2 separate regions of the Homo sapiens genome follow, and region 1 is linked to region 2. Evidence: read pairs that join two places in POLR2A ChIA-PET (ENCODE). Cell type or tissue: GM12878. All regions are shown on one strand. Region 1 overlaps FGGY (FGGY carbohydrate kinase domain containing). Region 2 overlaps FGGY (FGGY carbohydrate kinase domain containing).

Evidence for each region. Peaks named below come from ENCODE experiments on the same cell type or tissue, not always from the same donor. Only the 100,000 strongest peaks of a DNase experiment are listed, where the experiment ranks them.
Region 1: POLR2A ChIA-PET joins it to region 2 with 10 read pairs; 3 of 35 experiments call an interaction of 5 or more read pairs at or near these places.

What each region holds. Positions count from the first base shown.
Region 1 is chr1:59,353,674-59,356,173 of GRCh38, reverse strand. All of the region lies in intron 4 of FGGY (FGGY carbohydrate kinase domain containing), which reads right to left. Among named protein-coding and RNA genes, the nearest start is that of FGGY, 58 kb to the right of the region's middle. In GM12878, no CTCF peak of the experiment used is centred here; DNase peaks (open chromatin) are centred at 592 and 1,253; H3K27ac peaks cover 931 bases.
Region 2 is chr1:59,431,868-59,434,367 of GRCh38, reverse strand. The region is part of intron 5 of FGGY (FGGY carbohydrate kinase domain containing); the gene reads right to left. Among named protein-coding and RNA genes, the nearest start is that of FGGY, 140 kb to the right of the region's middle. In GM12878, no CTCF peak of the experiment used is centred here; a DNase peak (open chromatin) is centred at 1,517; H3K27ac peaks cover 542 bases.

The sequences.
Region 1 (2,500 bases), 78 kb after region 2:
GGGGTAGGGCTGAAAAAGGAAATGAGTGTAGCAGGCTGGGTGAGGACTGCTGCAAAATGAAGAATGCCGACCCCTTCTAAAGAAGGCAGCCCCTATTCAGCTCCAGCCGTTCCCTTCTGCATGGAAGTGTGGACCCTGTATTGCCAAGTTCTTTCATTATTTATTCAGGAAAATAAATAATCTGAATTTTCAGATAAAATTTCTCAATTTTTAAATATTGGAAACTAATTTAAAATTGTTTATTTTTTTTTTCCAAGCACATGGTAGGTCAAACTAAACCTGATTGGGGACCAGATTCAGCCAGTGGTCTGCCAGCCTGTAGCCCTGGCAAGTGGGAAGAAATGAGTGCCCTTTAAAAGCAGGCAGTGAGAGGCAATAGTTAGATCCCAGGAGCTGGAGGCAGACTGGACTAGGTGAGAATCTGGGCTCTACAACCTACTATTGTGTAGCTTTGGGGATGCTACTTAAGTCCTCTGAGTCTTGGTTTCCTCATACTGCCACACAGATACAGTAAAACAGCATGCTGTTACACTGTGTCACTAAAGGGCAGAGATAAAATTCTGCCTGTGAAGTCCCTAGCATGTTGCTTTTTAGGAAAATAAGCCCAAAAAGAAAAAAAAAAAATCCCTTGCTCAATAATGAAGTGTTGTCAACCAGAAAGGTTAGCTATGACTACAAGCTTTGAATGGAAAATTACTAAGTAATAAAAGCATGAGCATTGTGCTAAAACAGTAGCAAACTCTTCCAACCATGAACAGTGTACCAGTATTAATGTTTTCTTGTGTGTATATGGCCAGTCTTTTTTTCCATACTGATAGTTTCTTTAAACAAATGTATTTATAAGACTGTTCATTAGTCTTCTAACTTTTCTTCCCTTTAACATTACAGTATGTAACAAACCTGCACGTTGTGCACATGTACCCTAAAACTTAAAGTATAATAATAAAAAAAAAACAGTATGAAGTTTGTTGTTGCTATACAAATATTTACTATCTACCTAGCACATATGCCAGAATGATTTTTTTAAGGTCATAAAACATACTGTGTCACACCCATGTTTAAAGCCCATCAACCATTTCCCACTGATCTTGGAATAAAACTCAAACTCCTGCCCCTGGCCTCAAGGCTGCATGCAGCAGCCTTTGCCCACTTCGCCAAACCCCCTCCTACGCCTCTGTGCCTTGCTCATACCCTCCTGGCCCAGCTGACCTCCTTTGCTGATCTCATGAGGTGCTTTCCTCCCCCACAGTGAATCTGTTGCTCCTCCTTCCTATCTCATCATTCAGGTCAAACAAAAACTCCCAAGAGAGGCCCACACTCGCTATGCCAAATCTGTTCATCTGTGTTTTTCCTTCGTAGCATTTTCCAGAAAACAAAATTACTTTGTGTGTGTCTATTTTCTGCCTCTCTACACTAGACTCTAAGTTCCCAGAAGCCTACCCCAGGGCCCTTATCCCACTCATTCACCTTGGCATCTCCAGCGCCCAGCAAAGTGCCTCTCACACAGGAGACACTCAGTATTTCTTAAATGAAACAATGAAGCTACTGACCATTGTTCACAGCCTCAGATCCTCCCGAAGCCATCACCCACAAATTTCTTCCCTAAACTAGTTTATGCAAAGCCTGCAAAGCAAACGCTGAAAGAGGCAGTAGAGCAAAATGGTGATAAGCCCGTACTCTGGATGTGAAATGCCAAAGTTCAAATCCCAGCCTTGCCACTTATTAGCTGAGTGACCTTGGGCAAGTTGCTTAAAGTCTCTGTGCCTGTTTCCTCATCTGTAAAAGACAATAATTAGGCTGGGCACAGTGGCTCACACCTGTAATCCCAGCACTCTGGGAGGCCGAGGTGGGTGGATCACTTGAACTCAGGAGTTTGAGACCAGCCTGGGCAACATGGTAAAACCTCATCTCTACAAAAAAATACACAAATTATCTGGGCATGGTGGTGTGTGCCTGTAGTCCCAGTTACTCAGGAGGCTGGGGTGGGAGAGCCGCTCAAGCCTGGGAGGCAAAGGTTCCAATGAGCCAAGACTGTGCTACTGTACTCCAACCTGGGTGACAGAGCAAGACCCTCTCAAAAAAAAGAAAAGAAAAGAAAAATACAATAATTATAGGGTAGCTGTGAGAAATAAATGAATTATCATGGGTAAAATGCTTAGAAAAGTACCAGATGTATTAACAAGCACTACATACGCTTTAGCTCTTATTTTCATCTATTTTCTTGTTCTGCTCTTACTGCTTGGTTGCTCTGTATCTTTATTCTTTAACTAGACTGTAATTTCTTGGTGGCAGAGACCACTTCTGGATTCCCACACTGAAAGTGCACAGGTTCCCATAAGGTAGCAGATGAGGGAACAGAGCTAATGGTGTGGCTCTTGACATGGGTTTGCTTACATAGTATGAGACCACGAGTAAGTTATTTAACTTTTTTGAGCTTCAGTTTCCTCATCTGGTAATATAAAAAGAGATAATATCTGTCCCACAGACTGCTGTAAAGATT
Region 2 (2,500 bases):
CAAAGCCACACAAACCATTCACTTACCTCCCTCCAGCCCCCACTGGTACAATGAACCACAGAATCTGACTTCCCAATTTTTTTCATACTGTCATTCACCATATATTTACTGAATACCTTCTAGGTCCTAGAAACTGGCAGAAAAAGACACAAAGTCTGCCTTAACTGAACTTACAATTTGGTGCCCATGAACAATGATACTGTAGAGTTTTCTTGGGTGCAAAAGGTATACTGATAGTAAATCATACTAGGGAGTTTAAGCCTTTTGAGCAGATTATCTTATTGTGTTTTAATAATAATCCCATGGAGGTAGACAGGACAGGTAGGTTACTCTGTTTTGAAGGTAAACAAATCAAGGATCAAAGAAGCTAAGCATGTTGTCCAAAATGAAACAAATAATAAATGGCAGATCTTGAATTCATGTCTCTGTCACTAACAAAAACACTGCAAAGCAGGGAAGGGTTAACTCCATTTGTGTAATAAGCCATAAAGTTTCCTCCCTAAAGCATGCTACAGATCTAGAATTTAAAAAGGAAAACTGACATCCAAGCACTAACCAGCACGTGGGTAACGTAACCTACACTGGCTTAGACGGTGGGAAAATCATGACAACGGAGCTGGCGAAGAATGAGAAACTTGAGTTTCCAACAGAGTTCTCATTGGGCTCTATGTGTCACCAGTGACACATCTGGAAATAAAAGAGAGAAATCAGGAAACAGAATGCAGCCCCTGCTTTGCCAGGAAATTTACAAAAGCATATTTTTGGTTAAGGCAAAGAGATTTTGCCAGGTGGTACCATGCCAGACAGATGGTCTCCATGACCCAGTAAGAGCTGCTCCAGAGGGACCCTCTCTGGTATTCCCCGTGAAGGCCTGGCACACTGAGATCATTGCAGCCACCACCACAGGCAACCTGTGCTCCAGACACATGAGGCCTGGAAAATACATCATCATCTTTGAGAGATCCAGCAGCCTGAACAATTCTGAAAATGCCCTTTTCGGATATGAACACTACTCAAGGCTCCTTGGCCTTCATTTAATTTAAATCAGTGGTTCTTAATCAGGGACATTTTGTCTCCCAGCAGATAGCTGGCAATGCATGGAGATATTTTTGGTTTATCTGGCTGCGGGTGGGGATATGTGCTACTGGCAACTAGTGGGTAGAAGTCAGGGATGGTGCCACACATCCTGTCATGCACAATGGGACAGCCCCACAACAAAGAATTATCTGGCCCAAAATGTCAATGGTGCCAAGGTTAAGAAACCCTGATTTCAATGTCTAAAACTGATGGATACGCCCAGCCTTGGAGCTAGGCTCTACAGATACAAAGGTCAGTTGGATATGTCCTTTTCCTCAAGAAGTTCTGAATCTTGTGGGAGAGGTAATCATGTAAGGAAATAACTGGCATTTAGTGTGACTGGATTGAAAACTACCCACAGTCTAGTGGTGAGCTCTGAAGTAAGAGAGCTCCCAGTCAGAACGATAGCTTTGCCGTTTACTTATTAACTATGTGACCTCAGGCATGTCACTTAGCCTTTCAATCTCTTCTGAAACTAGGAATGGGAAATTATGATACTGATACTACTCCTACACCTCTTCTTCCTACTACTATTACAGCTTCTACTAGAGAAACACCACTGTGACTACTACTAGAATTGCTGCTGCTGCCATTACTACAGAGGTGGAGTACCAGACAGACAGGAGGCACAAAAGATTGGGAAGCAGAGATATTTACAAACTCTGGAAACTGCCACTAAAGGGGAAAAACTTTTTTCTGCATACTCATGACAATTTTTACATCACGTGTGTGAGGGATTTTCCCACACTAACCAATACTCTAACTCTTCAGAAACCAACCAGGTGTCCCACAATTCAATTCTAAACTAACTACCTGGAGTAAGGGCAGATCACACAGGTTAAGGCTTCAATCCAAGACTGCTCCCATTTCAGATGCCAATCAAAAGTCTAGGCCTTCCATACTTCTGACTGATCAGCTACATACTGGAGGTTCCCATAACCCCCTTTTTTCAGGTTTGATAATTTGCTATAATGGCTCACAAAACTCAGGGAAACACTCTACTTAAATTTACTGGCTTATTATAAAGAATACAAATACAAATGAACAGCCAGACAAAGAGGTACATAGGGCAAGGTATGTGGGAAGGGGTGGGGAGCTTTCATGCCCTCTCCAGGCACCTCCACTTGTTCACCAACCCGGGAGCTCTCCAAACCCCATCTTTCAGGGATTTTTAGGGATGATTCATCACACAGGCATGATTGCTTATTAACTCAATCTCCAGCCTCTCTCCCCTCCTGGTGGATTGGGTGGATGTGGGGAGTAGGGCTGAAAATTCTGAGCTGCTATCCATCACATGGTCTTTCTAGTGACCAAGTCCCATTCTGACCAACTCCCATTCTGAAGTTATCCAGGAGCCCAAGAGTCGCCTCATTAAAGCAAAAGATGCTCTATCGCTTAGGAAACCCCAAGGGATTTAGAAGCT